3 separate regions of the Homo sapiens genome follow, and regions 1 and 3 are each linked to region 2. Evidence: chromatin loops called from intact Hi-C (ENCODE). Cell type or tissue: dorsolateral prefrontal cortex. All regions are shown on one strand.

What was found. Peaks named below come from ENCODE experiments on the same cell type or tissue, not always from the same donor. Only the 100,000 strongest peaks of a DNase experiment are listed, where the experiment ranks them.
Region 1: a loop joins it to region 2, with 8 times the contacts of the local background. A loop is called at or near these places in 70 of 110 quality-filtered maps.
Region 3: a loop joins it to region 2, with 2.2 times the contacts of the local background. A loop is called at or near these places in 10 of 110 quality-filtered maps.

The regions. Positions count from the first base shown.
Region 1 is chr20:59,746,308-59,754,307 of GRCh38, forward strand. PHACTR3 (phosphatase and actin regulator 3) reads left to right here. Exons shown (of 13, transcript NM_080672.5): 3 at 1,451-1,528. Among named protein-coding and RNA genes, the nearest start is that of PHACTR3-AS1, 120 kb to the left of the region's middle. RefSeq lists enhancers at 4,297-4,798, 6,021-6,350. In dorsolateral prefrontal cortex, CTCF peaks have their summits at 1,784 and 4,980 (motif pointing left); DNase peaks (open chromatin) are centred at 3,221, 4,974, 6,140 and 6,576; H3K4me3 peaks cover 1,233 bases; H3K27ac peaks cover 6,289 bases.
Region 2 is chr20:59,595,546-59,603,545 of GRCh38, forward strand. It overlaps a transcript of PHACTR3 not described here. Among named protein-coding and RNA genes, the nearest start is that of PHACTR3, 5.0 kb to the right of the region's middle. In dorsolateral prefrontal cortex, CTCF peaks have their summits at 3,285 (motif pointing right) and 3,485; DNase peaks (open chromatin) are centred at 3,286 and 7,761; H3K4me3 peaks cover 80 bases; H3K27ac peaks cover 3,908 bases.
Region 3 is chr20:59,826,555-59,834,554 of GRCh38, forward strand. The region is part of intron 8 of PHACTR3 (phosphatase and actin regulator 3); the gene reads left to right. Among named protein-coding and RNA genes, the nearest start is that of SYCP2, 100 kb to the right of the region's middle. In dorsolateral prefrontal cortex, no CTCF peak of the experiment used is centred here; DNase peaks (open chromatin) are centred at 3,117, 4,907 and 5,367; H3K27ac peaks cover 885 bases.

The DNA.
Region 1 (8,000 bases), 150 kb after region 2:
ACTTATTCCTCCTCGCCCACTTCTAGACACTTGCCATCTGTCCTCCCACCTGTGCTGGCATCAGGCAGAGGCTGTGCCTGTCTTGCTCATGGCAGAATCTCCTGTGCCTGACATGGTGCCTGGCACACAGTAGGTGCTCAGTAAATGTGTAAGGGGTTTCCATAGATTGAACACCTGATCACCATGGCCTGTTCCCCCAGTGGAGCCCCACCTGTGAAGGCTGCAGGGCTTCTGCCCTCCGTGACTCCCCAGCACCCAGCTCAGCACTTGGCACATAGCAGGTGCTCAGGAAATGCTTTTGAGTAAGTGAAATAATTCCATTGCCAGTGCCTGTTTGTCATCTGCCTCCCCAACTAGACATTAAGCTAAGCCAGGTGGGCTGACTCTGTCTGTTCCCCGGCAGCTGGCAGGGCCCCCTGCACACACAGAACACTGATGGACTCTCTGTGATCCAGGGTTAATGGCAGGATCACGGAGCAGGCCCTGGGGTGGAAATGAGCAGGGCGGGCACTGCTTTGGGCCCAGTGGTCGGAGAAGACCCAGGTGAGGAGGCTGCATTGAGCTGAGATGTAATTGGTTCATTGGGAAAGGCGGGGAAATCATCACAGCAGTGGAAACAGCCCTTGCAAAGCTGCATCTTTCAAAGAAAGGGTTGAGGTGGTTATGTAGTCTTGTATTTGGAAATTGGGGCTCACCTGTAGGCAAACAGTTTTCCTGACGGAAGGAAGAAGATGATTGTGGAGCAGCCCGAGGCCTGCCTGTGAAAGAAGGGAGAATGGGACAAGGTGGTGGCCGTCGCTCAAGAGTGTTTTGCTCCGGGAAGGGGAGGCAGAAAGGGCTATTCTGAAGGCGGAATTGACAAAGATTTGGCAAATTAGGCTTGGTGGAAGGGGACTGGGGGCTGGCCTCCTCCCTTCCTGTCCATCTGGTAGACTGGAAGCTTTTAACCTGGGTTTATTGGAAGAAGCTCTAGTGGGAGAGCCGCACAGGAGAATCTCATCTGTGAGTGGATGTTAAGAGCGGCCAGGAGGCACTTCGCAAAGGCGAACAGGAACCACGGAAAGGAGCCCGGGGTGTTGGCGGCAGAGGGAGGGCACTTTCCTTGGTTGGTAATTTAGGGAACATTTGGTGAAGGGCAGGAATGGCTGGTGAGAGCTAGCTTAGAGAGGGGCGTTATATGTGCAGGGGCTTTCCAGATAAATCACAGAAATGATCGCTGTAGAATATCTACTGCGTGCACTGCTCTTTAGCTGTGGTTTATGCACATTGCTTAGCAGCACTCTTGGTAAGAAAGTTGGGCCTCGCCAGTGGACTAGGCCCCCTAACCCCGAGGCGCCTGCTAGCTCAGTGTTTTTGGTCTGTAAACTTGAGCCTGGCATTGGCTGTGGCTTGGACAGGGCCCAGTGACACCTTTGCCTGAGACTCACCTGTGTGTTTGTGTGTTGGGCAGCGCTGGAGAAGAAGATGGCCGGCAGGCAAGGCCGAGAGGAGCTCATCAAGAAGGGGCTGCTGGAGATGATGGAGCAGGGTAAGTGGGACCCGTCCCTGGCTTGGAAGGGCACGGTGCTGGGAATGCAGAATGGAAAGTCTCACATGAGCCCAGGAAGCCCATCAGAAACAGTGTAGAATCCAAGGAGGGCCGTGTTCAGATGAAGCCTGCAAGGTTGGAGAGACACCCCATGTCAGGAGCCATTCCATTGGTCCAGCCCCCAGGGGCACGGGAGACCCCATTACTGAGCTGAAGAGCTCCCCCTCATGGCACCACTCCTCTCTGGGGAATGTCTAACAGAGCTGGGTGTGCATGAATCTGGTGGTTTATCCCAATTCCTTTAAAGTGGTAGCAGTGGTTTTTTCAGCATTAATTTTTTTTTCATATTCACATTTCAGTCCTCCATTTGGGCAAATTATTTTTAATTCCACTATTACCTACTCCCCCTACCACCATGTAGGAAGCATTCAGGACATGCTGGGGCGGGGTGGGATATTGTGCACGCCCTGTCTCATTGGTCTTCCCAGCATCCCTGGGGAGAGAGGCAGCGGCTATCCCACTTGCAGACGAGGCGTGGGAGGGTCTGGGTGGTGACTGCCCCAAGTCATTGCAGCCTGAGAGCAGAGACACAGAACAAATCCTGATCTCTTGGTCTCTGGTCTAGAGAGCTTAATCTCAGTGGGGTCTACATAATCATCTTTGTTTCCATCTTTCAGAAAGGCCAGTTATTATCACTCATGCAATTAACTGAACAGAGTTCTTTAATTCCCAAGTCTTTCTCTTTGTGATGGATTCCTGGAGGTGTGAGGCCCAGGACTTAGATGCTGACACTAGCCCTTGGTGCCTTCCGGTTCCCTGAGAGGCTAAATCTTGGTTAGGAGGTTTCACAACACCTCACTGCCTCTGGAAGACTCTCTGGAGCTGGACCAAGCTCTGGCCTGCTGATTTGAGGAATCTGGCCATGCATAGCCAGTTTCCTGAGGCTTGCATGGATATATTGAATTCCTCTCTCCCCACTTCAGCCTTAAAATATTACTAGTGTCTTTGTAATTTGGCCCAAATATCAGGAATTAGGAAGGAAGCTCATGAAATAAACGAATCCAGATTTTATGCAGCCGGGCCTGTCAGCACACAAACCCGATTGTGGGCCCAGGCTTTTGTCATTGTTTCCTCTCTTTAGACTCGAAGAGTGAAGTATTTTGATGATGCTATTTTTAGGGGAAATCTACATGGGAAATTGCTTCATAGTGATAATAAAACCTTACATGTGCGAGGAAAGCTTGGTGTCAAGTCCCGTGGCACTCAGATGGTTAACGCCGTCGTGACGCTCGGATTTGGCGGAATGCGGTTGCTGAGCTAGAAATCTGGAGGATTTTCACTGGGATGGGACAAAAAAGTGTCAAACTCCGGCATTTTGAATATGTTGCCAACAAGCATACCTTTGGATCTTAGGGAAGGAGAAAGGAAGATGAAAACAATGCTAAGGCCTTTTCTCATCTATTCTAAAAAAAACACTACTTTTGTTGAGTAAAGAGTAAGTATATAGATTTGGTTCCTCTCAAAAATGAAGCTATAGTTTGACTAATTAAAGGGGAAAACTTCTAGGAGCGTTGGCTTTTTTCCACTCTGAATTTTTGCAAGATGACTTTGTCTGATGAAGTCATAGCAGAGGCTGGAGACGAATGCTTGGCCGCGGCCAGGCTGACAGTGTGGCTCTCACCCTGCTGCCGTGGGAGCCTGGTCTCTGGCTTCCGTGCCTCTGACGGCGACATCACACACCCGCAGGCTTACAGAATCACTTTAGATCAGGGTCGGCAAACCTTTTCTGGAGAGGGTCAGATAGTGCATATTTCAGGGGGACGTGCAGTCTCTGTTGCAACTACTTGTCTCTGCTTTTGTAGCGCAAAGGCAGCCGGAGACAAAACATGCATGAGAGGGCATGGCTGTGTCCCAAGAAAACTTTATTTATGGCCACTGGCCTTTGAATTTTATATAATTTTCATGTGCCACAAACTATTATTTTTCTTTTGATTTTTTTTTCTTTTGTCAACCATTTAAAGATGTCAAATCCAGGTGGGGGAGCTGGATTGGTCCCCACATTGTGGTTTGCTCATCTCTACCTTCCATACTCTCTCTCTTGCTAAATGATTGTGGACCAGGGACTAGAGTGGCCTGAAACACAGTCTCTTTCCTTGAGAGGGAAAATGCACTCCTAAATTGATGCCATGACATTTTATTGAGGGCCCACTCTGTGTCAGGGTCTGTGCTAGCTGCTGAGGACACAGGTGAGCAAAATACTGTTCTGAACGCACATCCAGTGGGGCCATTAGGTAATCCCACAAAAAGCCGGCAACTCACGACCACAGTGAGTGCAGTGAAGGATGCAGCACCCTAAGATCATGAGACAGGACCTGACCTGGTTCTCGGGGGGCCGGGAGATGTTTGAGTCAGGTCCAAAGGTGGGCAGGAGGACCTAGGCTGGTTCTCAGAGTCTGTTGCATATTAGGATCACCTGGAGAGATTTAATAACCCTCCACCGCTCAGGCAGCAGTTAAATTAGATGCGCTGGGCGTGGGACCCAGGCAGCAGTGCTTCCTCATCCTCCACAGCTGATTCCGACTTTGATGCAGGAAGGTTGAAAAGCCAAGAGACAGAAGGAAGCGGGGAGTGACTTCCAGCCCACAGGAGCAGCAAGCACAAGTCCCCGCGGTGGAAGGGACCTTGAGATGGTGGGTTGGGTTGGAGGAAAGGAGGAAGGAGGAAGCAGGAAAGGGAGAGGGGCTTGGGTCAAGACGCCTCCCGTCTTCCCTGCCCACACACCGGCTGGGGTGGCAGAGGCATGACCACGCTGCTGCGGGAGCCTGGGGCGGCCACAGTGCGAGTGGGTGGGATCTGCGAGGAGCCCGAGTGTCTCTGCAGGGAAATATCAGGGACCGGGCAGCAGGGGTTGCTCTGGGAGGGGACTTGGACTTGCTTTTCGCAGTCGACTCTTCTGTGCTGCTTGAATCCTTTACTGTGTGCCACCTGTAATCAACCTGTAATCAACGTGCTGTAATAACGGGATCCACGCAGATGCTTGGCCACAGGCTCCCGGCTAAATCCTTCCCTGCACCGCAGTTTCCGTCCTGCACTAGCTTCAAAAATGTCTTTTCTCACTGGGTCGACCTGAGGTCAGACCCTGTCTGTCCCTAATCCTCCTGGTGCTGGGTCACCGGGTCCTCTTGCAGGATGACTGGAATTGTTGGCGGTGGCTGTGCACCTGCCCTCTCCGGCTCAGGGGAGGATCAGGCTTGAGGGCTGTTGCTCTGGGGTAGGCACGCAGTGCCGCCGCCTCTGCTGTGGATGTGAGGACTCTCCAGGGTGAGGAGCAGAGGCGCTTTCCTGGCTTTGGGGTTAAGGAACCGGCTTCAGGGTTAAGGAACCGGCTTCAGCCACCGCCTTCCACTGCTGGCAGGGACGAATCTGCAGCCGGGGGCGCCCTCCTGTGGCCGGCCAGGCTCATGAGCCTCCCTGCAAGGTGGACGGGACTTCATGCAGGACAGGCCCTGTGAGGCTGTGGGAGTGGATTGTCAGGGACTCCAGAGCCTCATTTGAGCCCCCTCGAAACTCACATTTGAACTTCCTTGGCCAGGACAAACCCCAGGATTGCCCTCTGCCCTGCACACGCGCATGTATGCACACACACATGTACATACACATTGGACACCCTGGAGCTTGCCCTGAAGCAGGTGGGCAGCCTGGTGGAGTGAGCCGGACTCTGGGCAGGGCCAGCAGAAGAGAGCCCGCCAGCTCCCGGGGGTGAGGCAGCATCCAGGGCATGAGTTTGCTCCCTCTGGGGTGTTACTTTATGATCGATGGTCTGTTTTATGAACCACTGTGACCCCCTCCCCTCTCGTTCCTGTGACTCTAGTCGCCAGCTTGGACCTAGGAAGGACCCTGCTGGTGGCGTTATTACATGACTAGATGTGTGCAGTGGAGCCCGTTGTGCCCTGGGGAGGGCAGAGGGGACCCCTCTGATCTCTTCAGTGCTCCTTCCACCCTCGTCTCGGATATCCGTGACTAAGTGAGGCCAGACCAAATCTCTGGTACAAGGGGTCCCCTTCCCCAGCCCCCTTGCCCTGGTCCCCAGCCCACGTTTCTCTGTGCTAGACACTGTTTATGTTCTGAATGACTTTCCTCCATCTCCCTGTATGCGTTGACTTGGCATTTTCTTAAATAATTTAAGGAATTTCCTACCCCGTCATTGGGTATAAAAGAAGAGAGTTTATTACTCTGTGCTGTGTTCAGTGACTTGAGATTGACTAGGCATTCTTTCCTCAGGGAATTGGACAGTGACAAATCAAGTCTATCTGGTTTCCATGTGGTAGGAACGCCGGGGGACACATGTCTGCACGTGTGCACACACATGCACGTGCACCTGTGTGCACCCACCTGTGCTTGCACTGTGCACATGTGCCACGACACACGTGTGTGCCTGCGTGTGCATCTGTGAGTGTGTGTGCATGTCTGCAACACGTTCCCTCTCACTGTGGCTGCTCAGGTGCACTGCCCCGCGCTCCCCTCTGCAGCCCTCAGAAGGAGAGTGGCCGGGCGGAGGCTGGCCTTCCAGCGAGAGGAGCAGGGCCTGGGCTCCCACCGCTCCCCCAACCCCTCCCCAACCAGCGTTTCTTAGCAACGGCCCTGCCACCAGGGCTATTTTGGGAACTGAAACTTTTCACTGAACATGATTATGAGCTGGAGCTCTGACCGCAGCCCAGAGAAGTCCTGCAAGAAGTCCTTGCAGAAAACCTGCAAGAAAGCAGGGGAAGGTTCAAAGACTGTGGAGGGGCATGGTGCTTTTCTGAGTCTGGAGACCTCTGGGCCTTCCAGGTTCTATGTTCTGACCTTTTTATAGTGGCAGTTGTGATGATTTTGATGATGACGATGGAGGCATCCTTATTATTAACAGCAGTGACAGTCATGGCAGCAAAAGACCTGTGCATTCTAAGGTTTGGTGTCCATAACTGCAAGTGGTGGGTGGCAGCCTTGCCTGTCACATAGGGTAGGTGTGAAGCTCAAGCTGGCAGAGCCCTGTGCTCCCCTACGCCAGCTCTCACATTCCCTGTGTGTTGCCAGGGGCTGGGTAAGCTGTGCTGTCACGGTTGCACGTCAAATGCGAGTAAGTCGGTCACGAGAAGGGGCTGGTTTCAGTTTTCAGCTTTGTGACCTCTAATTTTGTCTACTCGGTGAGCTCTCTTGGCTTGTATCTGGGTTGGTGGGCTGTTATAGCCAAGGGTCAAATGTGGCTCAGGACCTGTTTTTATGTGGTCTTTGAGCTAAGAATGCTTTTTAAATAGAAAAGACTTTCATAAAAATTAAAAAAAAAAAATCAAGGGTTGCAGCACGGGGGATACAGCACGTGGCCCACAGAGCCCGTCACAATGGCCATCTGCGCCTTATGGGAAGAGCCTGCCAGCCTCGCCTGGACCTCTGGGCAACTGACGCGGCTGCATGGATGAGATCGTCCAGCCCTAAATCTCCAGACTTCTGGCATGGCTGACCTTTTCATTCTCCCCGGAGGAGACGTGTGCGGCAGAGGGAATATGATCAGCAGCGATGACAAGCTCAAATCTCTTCCAGGGTCCCAGGCAGGAAATGGGTCTGGCATGAGTCCTGGGTGTGGTGAGGACTCTGGAGGGAGAAACGGTTCTGTCCTAAGCCTGCTGTTAGCAGATGGGCCCAAAGGTGCAGACCAAGGGGCCAGATCACTCTTGTCACCCTCCTCTTCTCGTTGTCAGAAACCATCACCAACAACAATGACAGAAAGCACATGTAAAGTGCCTACCTTATGCCAGACACATTCCATACCCTAGCTCCGTTAATTCTCACTATGTTGCCATGAAGCAAGCAGAAATATTATCCCCATTTTATAGATAAGGAAATTGAGATCCAGAGGAATTTGCTATTTGGGCACAAAACACCGTTTGCAGGTGGTGGGACGCATGATGGGGTGACTGTATACTGTTTGTCCAAACAGGACACTTTTAGGAGTGAAAGGGACACTGTTGAAGGACACAGGGATGGCAGGTAGGAATCGGGACTGACCAGGTCCTATGGACCCTGACCCTGAAGTAAATGTTGCCTCCTCCTTCCACTGCCAGGATGGGACGTGTGTGGAAGGAGGTCAGCGTAGGCTAGCATCCCCAAACGGCCACCTCGTGGCTGTGTCGACATGTGCAGGTCACACTGCCCTCTGCACCGGGCCTCCAGGAACTGCTGTAGAGATTGAGAGGAGTCCTGCAGGGCTATGTGGAGGCTTTGTGCATGGGGCTGTAACGTGCATCTCAGTGACGTGACTGTGACTTGCTGGCCGAGGGCCCTGCCATCCTGCAGTTGGGTAACTGAGCCATTTATTTTGCTCTCCAAGTGCTGAGCCCCTCAGCATTAAGGTGCAAACCCAGGGATGGCAAGTGAAGGGCCAGACCCTCAGAGGCTGCAGCAGCCGAGCTTCAAGAGACGGAAAGCACCAGGT
Region 2 (8,000 bases):
TGGGTATTCTACTGTTGTTGGAGGAAGTGGTTTATAGATGTCTGTTACATCCAGTTGATTGATGGTGCTGTTGAGTTCAACTCTGTCGTTACTGATTTTCTGCTTGATGGGTCTGTTCGTTTCTGATAGACGGGTATTGCGGTCACCAACTTTAATCATGCATTCATCCATTTTTTTCTTTGAAGTTCTGTCAATTTTTACCTCATGTATTTTGACGTCTGTCATTAGGTGTGTACGCGTTAAGGATTATTATGTCTTTTTGGAGAATTGACTCCTTTATCGTTATGTAATGCCCTTTGTTGTCCCTGGTAGCTTCTCTTGCTCTGAAGTCTGCTCTGCCTTTCTTCTTTACTTTTATTTTTTTACTCTTAATTGTAAGATACCTGTTGAAAAGTGCACATACCATAAACGTTCATCTTGATGAATTTTCACCAAGTGAACACACCTCTGTAGGCAGAACGCAGTTCAAGAAGCAGAATATAACCTGGATCCCAAAGCCGCCTCGTGTCCTCTCTTAACAAAACCCCTCCTCCATGGGTAGCTATTCTCTGCAGTCTAACATCATCAAGTAGTGTTGTCTGGTTTTTATTTTTCTTTGTTTTCTTTTTTCGGACAGAGCTCACTCTGTTGCCCAGGCTGGAGTGCAGTGGCATGATCTTGGATCACTGCAACCTCCACCTCCTAGATTCAAGCGATTCTCCTGGCTCAGTCTCCCAAGTAAATTACTACAGGCACACAGCATCATGCCTGGCTAATTTTTGTGTGTGTATATTTTTAGTAGAGACAGGCTTTCACCATGTTGACCAGGCTGGTCTTGAACTTCGGACCTCAAGAGATCTGTCCACCTTGGCCTCCCAGAGTGCTGGGTTTATAGGCATGAGCCACCATGCCTGGCCCTGGTACTGAACCTTCTGTAAATGGAATAAGATAGAACACAGTCTTCTTTAACAGAATATTGTGATACCTACCCAGGTTTTTGTCTGGTTAATTTCACTGTTGTATGGTATTTCATTTTGTGAATGTAGCTCAATTTAATGCCTGCTCAAATTCTTAGGTTAAAAATTTCAAAAACATTTTATTGTCTGATAACTATCTTTGATTTGGATGAGTTATTCTGCGTGTAACACCTCTGGACATTGGCATGCATAGCTTGTGTGTCTGCTCAGCAAATTCCTCTGTGTCCTTCCAAGCTCTGCTCAGCAGGGCGGTGGTGTATTTTTGCATCTGTTTTGTGTACTGCTGGATTGCCAGTGCCTGGTGCATAGCAGGTACTCAACAAATATAGGTCACGTGCAGGCACCAGTGAAAGGCCATTTCCTGGAGCTTCCCTGAGCTTCCCAGCCTGGCCAGTGGCTTCATACACTACTACCTCTCCATGCTGTGATGGTGTTGGACACGGCTTACCCCCTCACCATGCAGACTGGGCCAAGCCATCCCGTGCCTGACAGCACACAGGACAGGGCCTGGCATGGAGTCAGTGTTTGGTGCATGTTTGTTGAGCAAATGTCTGCTTTGTAAGCCGGGGTTGCTGGTAGAGATTTTGGTGGGTTGGGGAGGCCAGAGGGATGAGCTGGAGCTGGTATTATGGAAAGAATGTAGGAGCCCTTTTCTGTCCTGTTGGTAACCCTTGTTAGATACCCTGTCTGAGCCTCAACTTCATTGTTTGTAAGAAAGAGGATGATTATTCCAACCTCACAAGATTATAAATCAATGCATGTGAGGTCCTTGGTAAGCTCTAGGCTCTATAAAAGTGCTGTCAGCATTAATCTTGTTACCTCCTCCTCTTCCTTTCATACTTCCTCCTCCTTTATCATCATCATCAAGTCAGTGACTTTTCGGGGGACCCAACAAAAGCATGAGGTTCCTGCCTGTGTGAGTTGGGGTATATATGATGCAATAACAGCCTGAGCTCTGGAGCTGAGGACATGGGATCCAGTCCTGGCTTTGCAGGTTTGTGACCTGGGGCAAGTACTTAAGAACTTTGCCTCTCATTTTCCTCATTGGCTAAATGGGAAAATCACAGTTCTACCTGATTTGGGTAGTTTCAGCCTTAGCCATGGCAATCATTGTAAAGTTTTTAGAACAATGGCTGGCACATGGTAAGAGCTAAGTGTTAAGTAAATGAAAACCCTACTATCAGAGGCCTATGCCAGCAGGATGTTTGGTCCCTTTATAAGAGATCAGGAGGGAGACAGGTGCAAGGTCTTTCTCTGCTGTTAGCGTTTCATCCTCCTGTGTGTTGCTGCAGGGTCACAGGCTGGCTGCTGCTGTTCCAGGCCCCACAGGCACTCCAGAGCAGGAAGCAGGAATGCAGTCAGGACTGCAAACTGCACCTGCAATGGTGACAAATGCTTTTTCTGTAAGTGGCTCTCTCTGTCTATCAGCAATCTTTCCCAGAGGCCCCAGAAGCCTGTTCCTCTCCTTTCATTAGCTAGAGTCGGAGCATGCAGTATCTGTCACTGTGTGGGGGGACCCAGGATGGAGGAAAAGTCACCTGGAGGTCTATAGCTTTGTGCTGACAACATACAAGATGGGTCAGTGGCCCATGACACAAGAGTGCAGGGGCCAGTGGGGCTGCTTTCTGCCTTCCCTGTCGAAAGCCTCCCTGCCCCGGGTTGTGTTTCTCTGCTCTGGGTTCTGTCTTCTATCTCTGCTGCCTCATAGATAGGCCCCTCTCCCAGTCACCTGGATGTGCTGGGGGCACGGAAGGAGAATATCAAAGGGCAGGTGGTCTCTCTCAAGGAACTTTTTGTTCTGCTAATGGTGAAAGCGTATTGAGGGCTTCTGTGTGCTGTGTCAAATGCCCACACCCTGTAAGGTAGGTTATCTTCTTCTCACTTACACACGGAGGCTCAGCGGGGCCACACAGTCAGAAAATGTTGGGACCTGATCTTGTGCCTGGGTCTGTGGCTCCTGCCCTAGACAGCTTGAGTGGACTTGACCCCAAGGAGGGCTAGGCATATCTCCAGGAAGCCATGGGATGCCCACACCACATTTTTTCAGGGCGACTCTAGCTACCAGTGCCTTTCAGGGCAGAGGCCATGAATGGTGAAATCAGGGATTTGGTTCTGGAAGAGCTGGGTGTGTTGTTTTTAAAAAGCCTTGGTTGGCATTGCATTGAGCACCACTCTGGGTAGTCTCTGGTCACAGCTCTAGGTAGAGAGTCCCTCAGGGATGTGGTCAAAGGTGCAGGAAGTGAAGTTCAAGGCTACGTCGTCAAGCCAGGTCCAAGGACCATTCCCACCCGCCACTACTTCAGGTGTTGTTTTTCCAGGTGACCAGCAGAGGGCGCGGCTGCCCACCTGACGAACCTGGCCTGTGTCAGAGTGGTGGTTTTGCCTTCATCTTTCCTTGGGTCCTGGAACTCCCACACTGGTGTTTTGCCTTCTTGTTTCTCTTTAGATGGTTCCCTATGAGTTTAGCCTGAGATCGTGGCTTGAGCAGTTCTTCTTAAGCATTTGAAGTTTGCTGAATGAGTTATTTTTACATTAAGCATGAAGAAGAGTTCCCTGGAGCCCCAGAGAAGAAACTAGATTGTCCTGGGGGACTGAGGCAGCAGAGGGAGCATGAGCCCCTCAGTCCCACAAAGCCCGGAGCCAGCTTGGCCGTGGGGAGGCTGAGCCTTCACTCCTGGAGCAGGGCAGTTGCCTGGCTAGGCTCCGCCGTGCACATTCATTCATTTATTCATCAATGGATATGTATGTACTGGGAGACTACGACCTCCCAGGCACATTCTTGGGTGAACAAACACAACAAAAATCCCCGTGCCTGTGAAGCCGACATTGCCACCATCCAGGTCCTTGGCCCATCAGCTCCCCAGGGAACTTCAAGGCTCCCAGGGCCTTAGGAGAGCAGTTGGTAGCATAAGAAGACGGCGGAATTGAGCTAACCGTCTAAGTGCCCGCAAGAAGTAGCCTCAGGCCAGTGGTTGGTTTCAGTTTACAACCCCATTGTGATGGGCAGCAGACTCTTCCACATCACCCCAAAGGCTGCTTGTCAAACGGGGCTCCTCCTCTTTGCTGCCTCCTCCCTCCCTGATCTGATCCTCCCCACCCAGGAGATAGCATCACACCCACCCTGTTGTCAGTATCAGATTTGCTGGTAACCTCAATTCTACCCCCCTCATAAATAGTTAACTAGAAAACAAAACAAAACAAAACAAAACAAACCCTGGAGGTATCCTTGACTTCTCTCTCTAGTCCCCCGTAGCTCATCCATCACAAACCTGTGGGAGCCACCTTCAGAGAACACCGAGTCCAGCCTGCTGGGTGCCTCTGCCTATTCCTGCTGGGCCAGGCTGCTGCTACCACTCACCAGGATGATTTCCAGCCTCCTGGTCCATCCTGCTGCTTCCTCCCTTGCCCCACATGTCCCTTCTCTGACAGCAGCCAGAAGGATGCTCTGGAGACCCACCACTGCCTCAGTGGCTTTCCACCATCCTTGGAACAAAATCAGGCTCTTCCTGAGGTCCATGAGATGTTGCATGGTCTGGGTCATCCCCTCTTTGTGGCTGCAGATCCTTGCTCTGGCCTCTTTGCAGGGACTTCAGGGCTCCATGCTGCTCCCACCTCATGGTCTTCGCTCAGGCTGTTCCCTCTGCCCGGGGCGCCCTTCCTCCCTTGCATGTCCAGTTGGCTTCCATTTGCCCTTGCACTTCCAGAGCATCACTTCTTCAAACCAGGCTCCCTCTCTGCTCCAGATGAGGCATGCTGCACTCTGTACTCATTGAAATTAATTGATCCTTTGATTCATATTAGTCAATCTTGTCTTCTGTGCTAGACCTCAAGCTCCACAAAGCCAATGTGCAATCATGTCTCATTCATGGTGGTATTCCTGGCAAAGTGACTGTTTGGGCACAGAATAGATTCTTAGGAAATATTGGATGGTTGGATGCATCCATTGGTCTGTACCTGCTTTAAGAATGAGACCAACTTGGGAGGTGTGTGGGGGTGGAATTGGTCTTGGGGTACCATTCCTCACCACTCCCTAATGAGCAGGGGTGCCTCATACATGCGCTGTGTGTTGGAGGGGTTCTGCCATCCCTGAGCCACCTTTGCAGTGATGTGCTCCCTGGCTGCCCCTGGGCAGAGGAAACTGCCTTTGCCTTTGCGGTTTTGTGAGTTTTGAAAGGGACTTGGGCAATTTGGACTGACTCTGTCCCATCTTTGTGGTTCTTCAGGGAGCAGTGTTGGGTTATCGGGGCTGCCCTGAGTCAGGAAATGGCTTTGGGTTTTCGGATCAAGGAGATCAAGGGGCAGAAGGGGGGTCCTTCGATGAGCTTCTATCTGATCTAGAATCTGGGTGGAGACAGGGAGGGTTTCAGTGTTGATTATGCCCACCAGGGCAAGAGGCAGAACCCAATCCTCCAAATTCAAAGCTCAGCCTAGTGCCTCTACATGCTTTTTTTTTTTTTTTAAAGCTTTATTGAAAGAATTTACATATCATTAAGTTCACGCATTTAAAGTATAAAATTCAGTGGTTTTTAGTATATTTACAGAGTTATGAAACCATCACCATAATCTAATTTTAGAACATTAAGAACATTTCTAGAACTCAAAAAAGAAACGGTACCCATTAGCAGTCAGCCCCTCTCTTCTCCCACTCCCCATCCTCGGCGTCCACAGATCTGCTTTCTGATTGGATGGACATTGCATATAACTGGGTTCATGTGGCACGTGGCCTTCTGCCACTGGCTTCTTTTACTTGCATAATGTTTTCCAGGTTCATCTGCATGTGATTGTGGCACATGTCAGTACGTCCCTCCTTTTCATGGCTGCATATTATCCTACAGTTAGGATGGACCACATTTTATTTACCCATTTATCAGTCCATGGACATTTAGGTTGTTCGTAATTTTTTGGCCATTATGAAGCTTTGTTCATTCCAATAGGGTTTCTGCAATGGCCTTCCAAATCCACCCCTTGCCAGGGATCTTGTTCAGGAGGGACAATTGGTGACTTTCACAAAAACCTGTTGTGGGCCCTCAAGGCTGGAAACCCTCCTCCAAACAGGTGCCTTTCACACACCTTGGGGACCAGATCCTCACAGGGCTCAAGCCAGTCATGGTCTGGAGATGACCGACTTTGAAGTCCAAAGTCTCTCCGGCAGGCAATTTACCCGGAGACCTTATTATCTTCTATTGGTCAGTAGAGGTGGGATTGCTAACTTTTTTTAAATTTAAAACTATTTTTAGTATGGAACATCTCAAAGCCAAAGAATAATATAAGGAAAAGCTCCAGCTCTACCTACCTTTAACAAACCACAGTGCTTTGCTAAAATATATACTTCTAAGAAATAAAACTTGGTTGCATCTCATCTTCTGCTTCCCCACTCCATGTGGGCTCCTGAGCTCAAATGCCAAGTCTTATCCTTTTATATGTTTTTAACCCTCATCCATACACAGTTTGGTGGAGTAGGTGAATGGGTGCTGCTGTGTAGACCATCTGAAGGGACTAGGGATAATTTTTGGTGGTGCACGGACAAGGCAGGAACATTGGCTTAGATAGAAAGTTCCTTCCATTCTTTGTCCTTATGGTAACATTAAGGAGGATGTCTCTATTCGGTGCCTGCCTGGCTGAACTCCTCTCTCACCCTTGGGCCCTTTTTAACCACACAGGAGACAGCTCAGGCCAAGAGTGGACTCAGGTATTGAGTTAGTGCCGTGGTCCCCCCCACCAATGCCAGCCAGCGAGGCTGTGCTCCATCAGTCCTATTGAAGGCTTCCTTTAACATGCATGTCGGCCCGGTGTGGAGGTGCACACTGTACTCCCAAGTACTAGGAAGGCTGAGGTGGGATGATTGTTTGAGCCCAGGAGTTTGAGGCTGTAGTGCACTATGATTGCCCCCGTGAATAGCCACTGCACTCCAGCCTGGAAAACAGAGCAAAACTCTTTCAAAAAAAAAAAAAAAAGAGAGAGAGAGAGAAAAGAAAAAATATGTTTAAGTGCAAAGAGTTGATTTAAAGACAAATCTTAAGGGATGGAAGGATAGGTTTTAAATAGGGAAGGCTAAAAATCATAGGGATGGTTGGCAAATGACAGACAGCTGGAGACCTCTGGTGTGATCTTTCTCCTCCCCCCCACCTATAGCCAGTCTCTGGGCTCTATCCCTTCCTGCCCATCCCCACCATTTCTGCACCTGCCGTGGCTGGGTCAGCTGCAGGCTTCCTTCCAATGGAACTGAACTGTCTCAGGTGTTCACTCACCCAGACTCGGAAGGGGCCCAAGGCATGGTTGGGGGCAAGGATTCAGAAACCTTCCCATGGGGCCAGTACTCAGTGTGTCAGGACAGCCCCTGGGGACTTGGAGTGGGAGGTGTTGAAGACCCACTTGGAGAGACCCTGGGCCAAGAGCATTGGCTGTGGCCCAGCTCTTCCACGTGCTGGCTTGTAACCTGGGCAAGAGTGCTCACCTCTTGAAGTTGCCTTCATCTCAAAAGTGGAGACCACAGTAGCTCTCACCTACCAGGGCAGTTGTAGGAAGGAATGAGGTCCCCATGCAAAATGCTCAGTCCAAGGCTGGCAGGCCACTTCACCATCCAGCCAGCACATTTTTATGTGGATAAAACGTATCTATTCCTAGCAGTTTCCCACCAGTTTCCTCTTTGTTTCCTGATCTTAATTGCCAACTGTAATTAAATGATTATTTGGGCATCTTATTAGTGTGTTGGTGACCATTCTCGGCTTCACCCTCCCCCTTTCCCGGAAGACTCAAGGAGTTGGGGCGTCTCTGTGTTTGTGCACTGCTAGGTCCCTAATGCCTGGTGTGGTGCCTGGCACACACTCGACTCTGCACACAGTCTGAATGAATGAATGAGTCCTTTCTTTAGAGGTGACTGATGCTGCTGAAATAACTGCTGCTAAGAGCCCAAAGCTCTGTGTGGAGTGAACATCCACTTTATTCCCCCTCCCCACCACCACCCCGCTCAGTTCTGTCCTTGGCGCTTAACCGGGATTTCGTCCACACTGCCAGCGCTCACACTGCACTCCCAGGCCCTGCTGT
Region 3 (8,000 bases), 230 kb after region 2:
TCTGCACACACCCTCCTGGCCCTGCCTCTCACACCTGCTCTCTCTGTACACACTGTCCTCACTCTGCCTCTCATACCCACTCTCCCACACACTCTGTCCCTGCCCTGTCTCTCATGCCTGCTCTGCACACACAGTCCTGGCCCTGCCTGTTACGCCTGCTGTCTCTGCTTCCCTCTCTCACGTCCTTCCCTGCAGGGTGCGTCTCTCCCTCCTCTTTGCACACATGTTCTTGGCCTTTCTTCCTCACTCCACTTTCCTCCTTTCAAAAGTAGCATTGGCAGGGCTGGGTGTCACTGTGAATGACATTCTCTGCGTTACCTTGACTGTGAGAACAGAAAGTGCCTCTCTACAGGTAGATGCGAGTTTGGTCCTGAAAGTCAAGGGCCTGGTTTTCCTCCGGAGGATTTGAATCCTTCCCTCTCCCTGCTCCCCTCCCTTCTCTCCTTCCCTCCCTCCTTCCCTCCCATAGTTCTCAGGCACCAGGTGATTCCTCAGTACCTCTGAGAGTCCCCAGATGGAAGGTGACCTGGATGTCCCTTGGTGTCCATGTTGCTGTCTTTAGCACCTGGAAGAGGAGGTAGAAGGGGCATGTTCACGGTGGGGTTGGGGAAGCCTCTCAGGGCAGCCCGGGAACCATCCGGAGAGACTGGTGCTGGTGACCAGCTGGCCTTCATGGGCGGGGGTGCACGTGATCTTGGTGCCTCACCTGAGCCCTTGGAACACCCGGCTCCAGGAGGCTGATTGGAGGCGAGACCCCTCCCCACCACCACTGGGGCTGTTCCTGGTGCAGAGGGTGAAGGACTCATCTCATCTGTATCCCAGGGGCACTAACCCAACCCTGGGCAGGGCAGTCTAGAGTCCCTTTTTGGCTTAGGGTGGGCCACAGAGCCAGGCTGACAAAACAGAAATAGCAACAGTGATGGAGACAGTGCGGTGTGCAGCTTGCGGAGCCCAGGGCACAGCGGCCTGGCTAGCCCCCTCACATACGGCTCTCTCCTTTCAGTCTCACCAGGTGAGACCATGGAGGTGCAGAGAGGAGACTGGCTGCACCCAGGAGGTGGAGGACAAGAGACACTGGAGAGTCTGGGAGGCCAACTCCACGTACCTGGAGTTCTTTTCTGTGCTGCCCTGGGAGGGAGCCCAGGCTCCAGGGGACATATTTCTCCTGCAGGGTGGGGTTGGGAGGACAGAGTAGGCAGGAGCCTTTGGCCTGAAGGCTTGTCACTGTGGGCACAAGAGGCATGGGACACCTTCCCGACATCAGAAGCCCCCCACTGCACCAAGCTTGGCGGGGCTTCCTGGTGGAGTTGAAGTTGCCCTGCCTCCTATGCCCTCAGGACACAGGAGGCAGGCCAGCCGTTCTGTTGCCTTTTGGAAACTCAGGGCAGCTCTGTGGATTGTCACAGCAACTGGAGCTCCTGCTGTATTTTCAGGATGGTCCCGGGAGGCAGGTGTTCTGCAGCCATGGGGCACTCCCTTAGCAATGAAGACTGGCCCCCCATTCCACTTGACTTCTGAATGTCCCTGGGACACTCATGAGAGTCCGAAGCCTGTTTATGATGACCTGAGCCTCATCCCAAGTGCATTGTGGACACACACAGGAGGTATTTTGGTGGAGCTGTATTACAGGTGGCGTCTCCTGGAATGCAAAATGCCAGAAACCTCTCCCACAGATTGGGGAGGGAACCTTGCTTTGTCCAGAGCTTCACCAAGAAGCATTCCTCCACTAGTGTCTCTCAGGGCATGGAGTGACCAGTGTGGCAGCTGTGGGTCTGTCTGCATTGGTGGCTGGCACTGTGATGGTGATTTTTCTGTAGCGGCAGCATTGGCATTGTGTGCTGTGTCACCCAATCCAGCCATGCCTGGCACTTACTTACCTATCGGAATATGTGTTATTTGATTAAAACTTAATTTCCTTTTTCCTCCTTTATATTGCAGATAGGGTGTTATGTTGTTTTTTTGGTTATGCGTGTCAGGGATTTGGAGGAAAAGGGACAAGACAGAACAATTGTAATAATGGGGGTGTGTGGGGTACAGTGGGGCTGCGGACCCGTGTGAGGAGAAGGACATCTTTGCCGGACAGGGACAGTGTGAACAGCCACTTATTGGTAAATGCAGCTCGACGTGGGGCCATCACCCGGCATGGAGTTTTGGGAGGGGTGGGAGTAGGAGGGGCTGCTGGAGGGGTCACCGTAAACTGAAAGGCTTTGCTGAGGGCCTTGGAGTTTGTCCTGAGGATGGTGGGAACCCGGGCTTGAGCTCATCGTGGGAGTAGGAGTTAGAGTTATGCTGCTGTGGGCAGGGAGGTGGACAGTGTGGAAGTCTCCATCATCCAGGGCTGAGGCTTGTGGCCTGGATCAGGGAAGTGGCCTTGGGGATGGAGAGAGGCAGATGGATGGATGGACGGATGGATGGATGCAAGCAGAACCCAGCAGACTTGGAGCTTCCTGGGGTGTTGGACGTAGGGAGTAAGAGGAGCCAGTTCTCCCAGGGGTCTGGTGTGTGCCTGGGTGGTGGCTGGAGCCAGCCCCTGAGCCCAGGATGCTGGGCACGGAGCAGGTGTGAGGAGGTGGGGAACAGGGTGTGAAAAGGTCGGCTTTGGACTCAGAGTGCCTGGAGTCACATCCTCCCCGGCATCCCAGAAGTCAGGACTGCTGGCTGCTGAGATGGGGCTTGCCCCAGGCATGTGGACCAGCAGCCAGCACCTCTCAGCTGAGCCCTCAGTCGGCAGAACATCCCTGCTTGCTGTTTCCTAGTGTGGACACACTCCATCCCCTCTGCCTGGATGCCCATCCCAGGTCTTTCCCTGGGCGGTTTCTTTCATCATCCAGGCCTCATCTTATGGCCTGGAGAGTCCTCTTCTCTTCCTGAACTTCTCTCCAGACACACCCACATTGCTCTGACGCTCTGAGACATAGGGTCAATGTGCCTGTCATCCGTGCACCCAGATGGTGTGCGCCTGGGGGCAAGCAGACGAGACATCTGCCCCATTCACCATCAGATGTCTGAGGATGCATCAATGCGTCGTGTGAATGGTGTGTGGAGACGCTGCCTCGCTGGGGAATCCCATCTCCAGGCGGGGGCCGCCAGCTTTTCTCAGTGACTCAAGGCGGCTGTGGGGCAGGATTGGCATTCCCAGAAAGGAGCCTCCCAAAATAGCCCGGGCGTCCCCTGTGGGTGTCGAGCTGTCTGTTCTCTCTAGGAAGGCATTCTGCCTTGTATGGAAGGAATTGCTTCTCAATTTCTGCTCCACACTGAGGTGACTTTAGATGTTGATTCAAACCTTTTCTGTGACATCTGTGCTGGGGTGAGATCAAGATTTGGGGGATGTGCGTTTAGTGGGGCAGCCTGGCTGGGTGGGGCTTCATTGGGGAAGCAAAGCTTGGGGAGCTGGAACTATGCTTCTCCTGACCCCGTGTCCTTCCACTTCCTGAAATTACCTGCAGCCCCTGCTGCTGTGCTCATCATGCAGGAAGGCAGTCAGCTGAGCAGTGTGTGCAGAGGACGATTCAGAAACTGGTACAAACTTGGCACTGAGACGGCGTCTGATGGGAGAAGAGGGGGTGTCTGATGAAAGAGGCTATGACAGACAGGAGCATGTGCGTGTCTGGTGGAAGAGGGTGTGCGTGTCTGATGGAAGAGGGTATGAGTGTCTGATAGAAGAGGGCGTGAGTGTCTGATGGAAGAGGGTATGAGTGTCTGATAGAAGAGGGTATGAGTGTCTGATGGAAGCAAGTGAGTGATGGACAGTGTGAGTAGATGATGAAAGAAGGTGTGAGTATTTGATGGAGGAGGGTGTGTCTGATGGAGACGGTGTGAATGTCTGATGGAGAGAGCATGAGTGATGAAGAGGGTGTGAGTGTCTGATGGAGGAATGTGTGGGCATCTGATGGAGGAAGATGTGAACATCTGATGGAGGTGTGAATGAGCAGATGTTGAAAGAGGGTGTGAGCATCCGTCTGATGGAGGAGGCTGTGAGTGTCTGAAGGAGGAGTGATTCTTGGGGATCCAGGCCTGCAAGGAGGCGCTGGGCAGGATGGAGCCTGCAGCTCTGCTGGCTGAAGGTGGAAGAGACCTGGGCTCAGCACGCCAGGTGAATAATATCAGTGCTATAGTAGTAATGATGCCACCTATTTGTGTGTCAACCTCCTCCTGTATTTAGTGTTCTCGACTCTCCCAGCATCCCTGTGGGTTTTGTTGGCAGGTGTTCACCTGGGGAATCAGAGGCTCAAGTAAGGGAGGGCGTGACGCCATCACCCAGCTGGCAGGGGTCAGAGCTGGAACTGGAATCCTAGCTCTGTGCCAGTGCTGGGGCACCAGTGCTGACTGTGGAATAGACAGTTGACAGCCTCCACAGACCTGGAAATGTGGGTGGCACAGTGGCATCATGACTCCTGGAGCCTCTCCAGGCGTCCTGACTGTCCAGGCTGTCGGCGGTCTCATCAGCTCCACCTCTAGGCCCCTTCCTCCCCATTGTTTGTCCCCTGCTCCCTGTCTCCTCTGTGCTACTCACAGCACAGGGCCAGGTGTGTCGTAGGTGACTGCTACAGATCTGTCGTGTGAGAGGCACTCGGAACCAGGAAGTGCCTGTGGGGTCACCTGTTTGGCTGGTGCCCCCTTGGCCCCCAGAAATGACTCACATCCACACTTGAACATACAGACATCCTTTTCCAGGGTGTGTTGTGCTCGATACCTTTAATTCCTGTCTGCATTCCAGGGCCTGCCCAGCCTCTTCCTGGCTCCCCAGCCCAGCCTGGTCCTTCCGGCCTCCCTGTCATCCCCACCTCTCGTGTGTGCACAAGCAGGGACCAGGTAGGGAGACCGGCAGATGCTGCTCTCTGTCCCTGGGGTTTCTTTTCTTAGTGTTGCTCCCACACCCACGCGATGCTTTAATTAACTGCCACACTCAGGCTTTCTCAGTGGGGAGAGTCAGAAATAGACTGTGGCTTCCCCAGCTCCAGGCGGCACCAGGACGTCACCAGCAGCCCCATTTCTGAATCAGGAGTCTCAAGCAGCTGCAGAGGGTGGGGAGGTTTGGGGAATCCCACAGGGGTTCTACACCCCCACCTACCCCGCCCCACCCCTCTGCAGGGCCTTCTGCAGCTTCCAAAGCCCAGCTATGCTCCGGCCACGTCTCTAGCGGCTCCTCGGAGAGCAACTTGATACTGAAGCTCAAAGCCCAGGAAGCCCTGGCGGCATCCCTGCCCCAGCCAGGTCCAAGCAGGCTATGTAGTGAGGGAGAGGAACCGGCGCCCATTCCTTTGCTCCTCGACACAGGCTGCTCCCCTTGCCTGCGCCGGCTCTGGGGGTCTGCTCTCACAGAGCTTCATGACTCGTTCAACCTGACTGCCCTTTTCCTGGCCATGGTTCTGCCTAGAAAATTTCCTGGGCCACCCTGGCCTGAGTGGCGACTGTGTGTCAGGGCAGGGGTCAGCACACTGTGGGGCAGGGGTGGTGGCCTGTGATGCATGCCTCTGCCTGGGCCTGACTCTCTGTGCTGGGAGAATGCTTCCTGGGCCTCATCCCAGCTGTGTCCCTGCTGGCTAGTTCCTGCCAGCTGGTGTTGCCGGTGTTCCTCCCTGCCTCAGCCCTCCCAGCATCTGGAACTGGCTGTGGGTTCTGATTCCAGCTGTAGTAGCTGCTGATCACATTCCTCTCTCTGAGCCTCAAGGGTCTCGCCTGTAATGTTGGCAAAGTAATTGTCTGTCCTTGGCATCAGGCTCGTCACCATTTTTCCTTTTGGAAGCCCCAACTCTGCATGAAGAGTTAGCATAGCTTCAGGTAGCAGGTGGACAAAAGGGTATCTTTTATGTATACTTAGGGTAACAAGTATTAATTTGGAGTGTGGGGTGTTTTTGCTCTGTGGCCAACTTCTTCCCCAAGTCTTGAACACTTCAGGGGGCCCTCACAGGCCTGCAGCACACTTTGTCCTTGGTATCTGGTGGGGGTCTGGGCAGGTCCGTATCTCTTGGTAGTGGGTTCATCTCCATCTCTGTTGGACAGAAATCTGGAAGAGTCCGGAGAGTGTTTGCAAATGCAAATCTAGTCCTGGCACGCCCACACCCCATCTCACCCAGGTCTGCTTTAAATCCTTCAGTGCCGCTCTGGGGTTCCAGGAGTGAATCCAGACTCTCTCTCCAGCGATGCCAGGCTGTGTGGGTCCTGCCCCTGCTCAGCCTCGGTGCACACACACCTCCATGCGATCTAAACGACCCCACCTCAGGACCTTTGCACATGTCCTCTCCTCACCTAGCGATCCCCAATCATCCTCTGGATCCCAACTAAAGTGTCACCTTCTGGGAAGCCATTCATGTGCAGATTAGAGCCTAGTCTGAACGGTGGCCTGGCCTTGTTGGGTTGGCAGAACCACCCTAAGACCCTGCTTAGCACCCTCACCTGGCAGTCAGGGGTCTTCTTGCTCACCTCAATCCCCTCCACTGGTGAGAACCACAGGGAGGGTCTTGGGGCCCACAGCACTGTCTAGGGTTCTGCATCCACCCTTCCAGGTGTGGGGTCCTGGCACTCTGTAAGTAGAGAGGCAGGTTGGTGACAAGCCAGTGGGGTCCTGGCCTGAGCACCCTTTTGCTCTGTTTACAACCCTGTGCCTCCGGGGCTGTGTCTACCCAGAGGACTGCATATTCTAGACCATTCAGGGGTACCCTGTTGACATTCAGTGAGAAGCTTGGCAGCTAGATGAAGCCCTGCAGTGAGCGATTGGACCACTACCAGACTGCCTCTGTGCCTTGGGACCAATTGCACAGTTTTTGCTGGCTTGATGTCCACGCTTTCCTGAGGTGTACCAGTTGGATGAAATGCTTTTCTGGGAACATGGTCCGCGATCAGCTGGCAAGTCACAGGTTGGGTTTTCTTGAGAAATTACTATATCCCAAGCATGCATTGTCACAAACATTTTTGTGCATTATCTCATTTAATGCTCATTAAGAGGGTCTGGTACTAATTCTCATTTTGGATGAGAAAGACAAGGTTCCAACAAAGGGCGGGGGGAAGCCTTGTTCGGGGGCCATGCCAGTGGACACTAGCCTCCAGGGACATTTGGGGTACTTCTCAGATTTGAGGAAATGCACAGCCTCACTCCTCAGGTGTCCCTATGGGTGTTCCTGGCTGGGCAGCTGGCTCAAGAATTGTCTTGAGCCACACACAAAATACAAATGGCTGGGGCCAGCATCGCGGACAGTGAAAGAGTTTACCAAGGCAGTTATAGGTAAAGAAAGGCAAATTTATTAGAGAAAGTATGAAGATCCGTTGCAAGGGTGCAATGGGCAGCACAGTAGAGAAGGGGCTGCTGGAAAGAGGCAGGCGCTGGAGGGAAGTTTTATAGGGTTGTGCCAGAGGGGCTTATGTGCAGATAAGATAGTACTGCTGGGTCTTCGAGTGGAACAAGGTGTTTGGAAATAGGATGTCATGCCAGTGGGTTGTCTGTGATTAGCTGGCTCTCAGAACAATTCTTCTCCCCCACCTAGGACCCCTTCCTCATTGTTGCTTACTTATTAGGACTCCACGTTTTACTTCCCAAGATCCCATTCCTATACACAGCCTCTCCCTCTTAGCCAGAGGAGCTGTGCAAAGGAAGTACCTTTTCATGGGTAAAAGACTCATGGTGCGCTCACTCTTGCTGGGCTTCAGGGATTTTTCATTTCTATTGCTCTAAAAGTGCCTGTGTGCCTTCCCCCTCCATCCCATCTCCTTCCTGCTTCCGAGCCCTTCTGTGGGCAGCATGGGGGCCAGGAATCTGGCTTGTTCCTGCTTTTCCTATGGTGGTCTGCCCCACCATTATTCACACACAGAGGCTGTTGGGTTCTCTTACCATTCCCTGTTTACAGAGACTCAGATACATTCAGAAGCGAGCTAATGCTGGGTGCCCAGCTCTAAGGGGAGACCCCAGACAACTCCAATTTCCTGATGATTTCTCTTCCTTTACCTAATTCCTTCTCCAAGACCCTTGCAGACACTGCTGTACCAAGTGGATTCTGTGTAACTCT